Linked DNA regions of Homo sapiens: region 2 is linked to region 1. Evidence: read pairs that join two places in POLR2A ChIA-PET (ENCODE). Cell type or tissue: Panc1. All regions are shown on one strand. Region 1 overlaps CDC73 (cell division cycle 73). Region 2 overlaps CDC73 (cell division cycle 73).

Region 1 (4,000 bases):
AGTTCATTTTTGCAGCCATTGTTCTCCAAGGTTTTGATATGCCTGGTTGATGTACATAGTTAATAAAATTAGGATCAGTCTATGTATCTTTTAAGTTAAACATCAGATTTCTGTTATATGCAAGACTAAATTATGCAGACGGCTAGAATATTTTTATACAGATAATTTCCTATATATATATGTTGTAGAGAAGGATATGTTTTGATAATCACATTTCATAAGAATCATGGGTTAGTGAAAGTTTTTATAGAAGTAAAGGCCCCAGGGAGAGTGCTTTGATAATATTTTATGAAAGTAAGAATTATTCAAACTTATAGCAACAGAAACCCAGGTATCTTTAAAGTTACAAGTTTGTATAGTTGGGTTTCTGGTTAACTTTTGACTTAGGCCATGAAATACGTTTCACAGTAAAGATTCCAGAGGCCCAAGCCATGAAATTGTTGATTTGATAGATAACTTTTCCAAGTTTGGAGCTTTTCCCCCAAATTTGTTGCTTGGGTTCTATAATGTTTAAGAAACACTAGGTTAGGCCAGGCGCAGTGGCTCATGCCTGTAATCCCAGCACTTTGAGAGGCCAAGGTGGGCAGATCACTTGAAGCCAGGAGTTCAAGACCAGCTCGGTTAACATGGCAAAACCCCATCTACTAAAAATACAAAAATTAGCCAGGATGTGATGACGTGTGCATGTAATCCCAGCTACTCCCGAGGCTGAGGCAGGAGAATTGTTTGAACCCAGGAGGAGGAGGCTGCAGTGAGCCAGGATTATGCCACTGCACTCCAGTCTGGGTGACAGAGTGAGACTCTGTCTCAAAAACAAACAAAAAACCCCACTAGATTAAACAGATTTTGTGGTTCAGGAATCTCATTGTTTTTAATGTATGAGTATCTAAATTGGAAGAATATTCAGTCTTTCTCAAGCTTATTTAACCCCCTGAGTTTGCCCCTACCCTAACACCTAGGGAATATTCTTTGAAAGGACTAGTGTTTCATAGAATCAGGTTAAGTAAAGCTATCTCAGAATTATGTGTTAGAAGTAGAAACCATTCAGTGGGGGAAATAACAATATATTTTCATGGTTTCATTTTGTGATAGGGTCATATTAGACAAAGAATGTCACTTGATAAAGTTTATTGTATAGTAAATAAGAGGATATAATGAAGGTCTGTTTTTGTTAGTTTGCAAGGAACCAATTTATGGTTCCACTGGAGAAATAATCAGATGGTGATCACAGTTCACTCTTATTAGTGAGGATTTGGTAGTTGCCTTGAGAACAACTTCATTTTAACCTGTCTAGCCTGTTCATATTTAACTGGAAGGGTTACAGACTCTAACCTCTATTTGTTCTTAGTGAGTATCATTGACTCTTGATTACCTTTACTGTCTTCATTTTTGCGGAAGCATCTCACACCCTGCAATTATAGAGATTAAAAGCTTTCCTTTAAGATCTTTGCTTGAATTTATTCCAACAGTCATCATAGTTCTTACACTAAGTGTGTTTTGGGGAACGATTTTTTTTGACAGTAAGTAAACTTAGGTAGCTTTATATAATTTGTTAGAGGTGTGATAATATCACCATCAATTCTCAGGAGGATCCAGAATCTCAGTCTGTCAACCAGGTTAGATTCTTAAAAGCAGGAACACATACATAGCACTCTCCCCACCCCACCACTGTTTTATAAAGCTTCCTTCATTCCCATTTGGTTATTGATTAATTTGTTGTTCATCTCTGCTTGAAGTGTTACGGGAGTGCTATAGTAGCAGTAATGTTCTGGAGTTGAGTGTAGAGTTCAGCTCTGCAGATAATGGAGACTCTCTTAAAAGCTGTTTTCCTTGGGGTTCTATTTCCTTTTCTTCCTCTTTCCTTTAGCAAATATTTGTTGAGTGCATGCTGTGTGCCTGGCAGTGTGCTGAGTGCTGGGACATCAAAGATGAACAAAACCAGACGTGTTCATACGGACTTTATGATCTGATTGGGGAGGGACACATTAGTCACACTATAAAATTGTGACTATGACAAGTGTTAAAGGTACGTTGTGCAACAAGAGCCTAAAATTGGGGGATTTGTTGCAGGAGTCAGAATACTTCATTTAGGAGGTAATTCTTGAATAAGATCAGAAGTTTATGTAGGATTTAACTTGGTGATGATGACAGGAAAACACATTTTAGGAGCAGTGAACAAAAAGCAGTAGTAAAAGCCCTGTGATGGGGAGAGAGTGGGGAGTAGAAAGATTTGAAAGAAGACTGGTTATTGTATATATTTTAAGGATGCTTGTAGGAAAGTTTGTTTTTCTTCTTCCTGCCTGTTCGTAAATGTTAGTGGATTATTACATTACATTGCACTAACGTTTATGAACAGTCAGGAAGAAGAAGATGGTAAGGTAGATCATATGTCTCTTTTAGCATGCTTCTGATGGAGTCATTCATTGTGCCAATCTAAATGTGGCCACAGATATGTTTTATTAGGCATCCATTATAATTTAAGTTTTTATCTTATTCACCACCATTTAAAAATTAGAGCTTGTCACATAAACAGTCTGGATTTCCAGCTTCCTTAAAATCTATCTGGCATGACTGCGTACTGGGTCTGTAGTCTCACATGGCAACAGCCACATCCACCTGAGCAGGAGCTACCTCCTTTAGATAAGAGGTTTTCTCTAGATTGCCACAGGCCTCATTACTCTGTTATCTTTTATTTAGCCTTCTTTACTTATTTCTGCTACATCTATAGACTGTTTTGGCCGTCTAGTTTGAAATCCCTGCTCTAGAGGCAGCACCAGTTTGTTAAAGATAAGTTAATCAGTTGGAAATACAACAAATATAAGGCTTTGAAGTCAGTGCTGGCTTTGATTTTCAGTTCTACCATTCATTCTCCTGCTTGTGAAGTTGAGGAGGTTATTTAACCTTTCTATCAGTGATTTTGTTTTTATTTTATAATATATATAATAGAACTTACATCATAGTATTGTTGAAGATTAAAGGAGACACTGTATAAAATGCTTAGTACAAAGAGGCTTAACAAATGGTAGCTACTTGTATTATTAATTTATGATTCTGTAAACTTAATTAGATGTATGTGTAAATGTAGGCAACTATATAGCTTTATTGTACTTATAATTTATTATATTTATTAATATATGTATTTAGTATTGTTAATGATATAATTTTCATTCAAAGTTATAAAGACTAGTTTATATAAATATTATGATAGTCTTTTTCTTTCAAGTAATTGGGGTGTTTTTGCAACAACTATGTATGTTTATCTTATAGCAGAGATCTTTTGCATTTGAGAGAAAGTAGCTGCAAATAAGTTGTTTAAAGAGGGTAATAACTAGGTTGGCCTTTTCCATCCATCTGTTAGGACTCATACTTAGAAAGAAATGTAATTTCTTTTAGTTTTAAGTTACTGATTTTCTGGACAGGATGGTGGCTCACAGCTATAATCCTAGAACTTTGGGAGGCTGAGGCAGGAGGGTAGCTTGAGGCCAGGAGTTTGAGACCAGCCTGTGCAAAGCAGCGAGACCCTGTCTCTAAAAATAAAAAAAAAAATTAAGTAACTTTCATCTGAAAATTATATAAAGTGTTCAGGATTTTAATATGTAGTTACATAATTATAAGTAGGAATATTACTTTTATAAAATGTTTTTTCTGTACTCTGTGTTTAGACTGGCATATTATTCTATTTGAGAATATTATATTACACTTTAAACAATTTTCAAAACTTGTTGCTTGTCTTGATATTTCAGGAAACAGAGTGGTTCTATCATGTGTCCGCCTAGCAGTATAAAGGTGTACCCCTTAAATGAAACACTATTTTTTATATATATGTAAAAACTGTTTACAAAATGTAAAAATTAAGATAGTATGTATATAATAGTCCATTGTATCCCTTAAGTTTTGAAAGTTTATTTTATATACTTGTTACCTGTTACATGAACATATTATGTGTTACGGAACATATATCCGTATTAACATATTATCTGTTGTATACAGTTTTTTGTTA
Region 2 (4,000 bases), 54 kb after region 1:
AATCAGCTTGCCTAGACAGTGGCAAAATAAGGATATGAACTAAAATAATCTGAGTACAGACCTTTGCTGTTGATCACTCTGTCATACAAACTCCTTATGTTTCTCTCCCCCTCCCCCGTTAAGATCAAGCTTCTCATTGACATGTTCATCACAGTGTCTCAGTCTGGGTCCTTACATACTAGGGAACTTGTTTATATTCTTTTGCAGTTATCTTTTTTAACTAAACCTCTAAACTTTATTTTTAACATTTGTGAGTTTTTTTATTTTGCCTTTTTCTTATATTGGGTCTTCTCAGCCTTGAGTTTAGTAAATGTTTGCCTAAATTCCTGAGGGCATTTGTGGATTTCCTTACCAAATCCAACAGTACTTCAGTCAGAGATTTCTCCCTTGCTCTCTCTTTCTTCTTCCCTCTCTTCCTCTCCCCCCTCTCTGCCTTCCTTCCATCTTTGTTTTTTTGTAGTTCCCTTTAGTCATAATAGCAACTCCTGTTTCCTGTTTATCCATCCTGTTACCCCTTTATCTCTCCAACAAATGCCAAATATTTACCGAGACTATATTATATTCCACATGACACTATGTAGCCAATGAGATTTATCCATGACCCTTCATTTCTCAAATTGATTTAAGAAAATTCTAGTATTTTTTCTCAGCAAGAAGAAAGATGAGAAAACTGTAATAGTAAAGGCATATGTCTCAGTATGTGTTTGTGTATATAGTTATCTGCTTTCTGTGGCTGGGAAGGTCATACTACTGAATCCTATGACAGTTTATCACAATGAGAGAGCTATATAAAGGATTACAAAGAATTAGTGAAAATGTAGCATTTTGTTGCTTTTTAAATAGAACATTTTCTGAAAGTGTGTGTGCTGTGTTATTCACTTTAAAGATGGTATCCATTTTTAAGAACTGACATTGAATTAGAATTTTAAGTCTCCTAAATTTTTCTTTATTTTTGTCATTTAAAAAACAAAACTCAAGCACAGCTTGTAGCACATTGAGTTATTGTATGGTCAAATACTGAAAATAGAACTTGCAGCACTTTTTATCCTAAGATGTATTCATCTTGTGTTAGGTTATTATTACCATTATGTCAACAAATATTTCTAAGCATTAAAAGTTCATTGTATATAAACAAAATACAAACATATGGGCCAGGCTCAGTGGCTCACCTGTGTAATCCCAGCACTTTGGGAGGCTGAGGTGGGAGGATAGCTTGAGCTCAGGAGTTCGAGATCAACCCTGGGTGACATTGCGAGACCCTGTTTTTGTTAAAAAGAAAGATAGGAAGATTTGTGTATGTATAACATGATCACAATCAATCATATGGTCATTTTCAGATAATATAGACCTTCACATATACATGACTGATTACCTGTAATGCTGTATTTCTCACCTAAAAAGAGACAAGAAACAATTTTTAAAAGAAAGAAAAAAAAATAAAAGGAATCTTTTAGCCTTAGATCTCAATAACTTCTTTCCTTTTCTTCCAAAATGGTTAAGCGTATTCGCACTTCGCACAGTAGTATTTGCTCGTATGCTCTCTTTTCACAGTTATTACAGTGGTAATCAGCTTATTATGAAATTATTTCTTGTCTCGCTCTTCTCTTTTTTGCTAGACCTGAACATCCATGAATGTAAGATACTCAGTGCCTGGCATTGTAATACAGTAGTCCCCACTTACTAGCAGGGCATACATTCCAAGACCCCCCAGCGGATACCTGAAACCAGGGAGGGATAGTACCAAACCAGATTCGGTCAACCAGAACATGTTTCTCTTATGTCTCCCATAAATTTAATGCCTTTTCCATCTTAACACTATCACTCACTGTGGCTGAAACTTTTGCAGTTTGAGGTACAAAGGCAAAAGTAGCACGAATTTCTTTTTCTTCTTCGCAGTTACACGGATGGTAGATTCAGTATTTTTATCGTAGATGTTAGCAACCTCGGGATGTGATTTTATTTTTTTCTCTTCAACTTAGTAGTAGAGATTTTCTTGTCTACTTAGTAGTAGAGATTTTCACCTTTTCACCTAAGGGAAACACTTAATGTCTTTTCTTTGGTAGTGGCATATCCAAATTGTCAGCCTTATCACTCTTACACTTTGAGGCCATTCGCAAGTAAAACAAGGGCTACTTGAAACAAGCACTGTGATAACAGTGAGGGAGATGACTACTGAGTGACTAAAGGGTGGGTAGTGTATAGAATGTGGATATGCTGGACAAAGAGCATTCACATCCTGGGTGGGGCAGTGTGAGATTTCATTATGCTCCTGAGAAAAATGTGCAGTTTCAGTCTTGTGAATTGTTTGTTTCTGGAATTTTCTATTTAATATTTTCAGACCACAGTGGACTGTGGTTAACTGAAACTGCAGAAAACAGAACTATGGATGTTGTATATTCACTTTCCTTTTGACTACAGATTGTTGAATAATGCATTTTAATATTTTTGTCAAACAGTGTTGAGAAGATAGTTGTAAAAAAAGTCTTCTGATTTACAGTTAGTCATATGGGAATACACATAATTTAAAAAATATCCCTTATTTGTAAGTTTGAAAATAAGAATATGGTTTTTATGACACAGAGTTGTGATTTTTTTTCTTTTTCACAGTTTCTCAAGCAAGACCTCCCCCAAATCAGAAGAAAGGTGAGGTTGTGCATATGATTTTAAACTTAACTTTAAAAAGTAAATGATTGCAAAACCAGGCCTGATAATTTTCTTGTGCAGCTGTATCACATGTTTGTGCTTGGTATCCATTCTGATTTATTAGTGCCCAAGCCACACTGATTATTAAATATTTTTTAATATCCACTGGCTTAAAATATTTTTTAGATCAAAAGTTAAAGTTACAATTTATAATCTTTTAACTTTTAGTAGAGAAAGTAAGTATAATTTCTAATAATATATTTTCTACCTGTAAATTTTGTCTTTATAGGATCTCGAACACCCATTATCATAATTCCTGCAGCTACCACCTCTTTAATAACCATGCTTAATGCAAAAGACCTTCTACAGGACCTGAAGTAAGTAATTTATTAAACTATCCTGTACGTAGGATATTGAGATACCATTGGAAAATAGTAGTTACTGAATCAGTATTACTTATTTGGAAAAAACAAAATTTCGGTTTCTGTGCTATAGGCCTTACACATAGTATGAAGCATACATTTTCAAAACAGAATATATTCTTTTATATTTGGATCCTTTAGGGAAAGTTACAGAAACTTCTGGCTAAAGTCCTAATGAAAAAAGGTACTATCGTATTAACTTTTAATATGAATTGTTTTCTTTTGATGATTTTCTCTGAGAGAGCTTGAGGAAGTTCTAAAGCAAATTCAGGTTCTCTCTGAATATTAGATGTTATACCCTAGTGGGAGTAAGTGGGCGGGTAGGTGGGGGCATAGTTATTTAACCTAGATAGCAGTGAAAGTTAAAGAAGTGAAAATGAAACCTATAAATGATGATAAAATTTCCAAATGCTTAACTTTTCAAAAATTTTAATGTCTATTTTCCTTCCTCATTTCCTTATTAAAATGAATACAGTCACACTTGTACCCAGTTTGTTCTAATAAACATGCATCACGGTTATTGGGCACAAAATAAATCTCTTCCATCCCCAACCACTTTCAGATTTAAAATTTAAGTAGTTTACGTATATTTTCCCATAGCATTTCTTCTATTAATGAATATGAGTAGACATACCACTTTTAAATATTGTGACTATTTTTAAATCTGTATACTACTTCTTGGATTGGCTATAGTTTACAGAAGAAAGATGGCAATATAAAAATTGTTTTAAATAATCTTCAATGATATAGACATTAACAAGGTTTAAAATGAGCCATGTTTAAGTGATTTTCAGAATGCTATCAAGTTTTTTAGACACAGTGTTGCAAATTTTTTCCTCAGTAGATTTTTTTTTTTTTTAGTCATACTCATTGTTAAAATGGGTAAATATTTTATATATTCAGCTAAATACCATTGCCTGATGTGGGATTTTAAG

The links. Peaks named below come from ENCODE experiments on the same cell type or tissue, not always from the same donor. Only the 100,000 strongest peaks of a DNase experiment are listed, where the experiment ranks them.
Region 2: POLR2A ChIA-PET joins it to region 1 with 5 read pairs; 2 of 35 experiments call an interaction of 5 or more read pairs at or near these places.

Annotation. Positions count from the first base shown.
Region 1 is chr1:193,154,968-193,158,967 of GRCh38, forward strand. The region is part of intron 10 of CDC73 (cell division cycle 73); the gene reads left to right. Among named protein-coding and RNA genes, the nearest start is that of MIR1278, 20 kb to the left of the region's middle. In Panc1, no CTCF peak of the experiment used is centred here; no DNase peak of the experiment used is centred here.
Region 2 is chr1:193,209,458-193,213,457 of GRCh38, forward strand. CDC73 (cell division cycle 73) reads left to right here. Exons shown (of 17, transcript NM_024529.5): 12 at 2,608-2,643; 13 at 2,933-3,020. Among named protein-coding and RNA genes, the nearest start is that of B3GALT2, 25 kb to the left of the region's middle. In Panc1, no CTCF peak of the experiment used is centred here; a DNase peak (open chromatin) is centred at 2,203.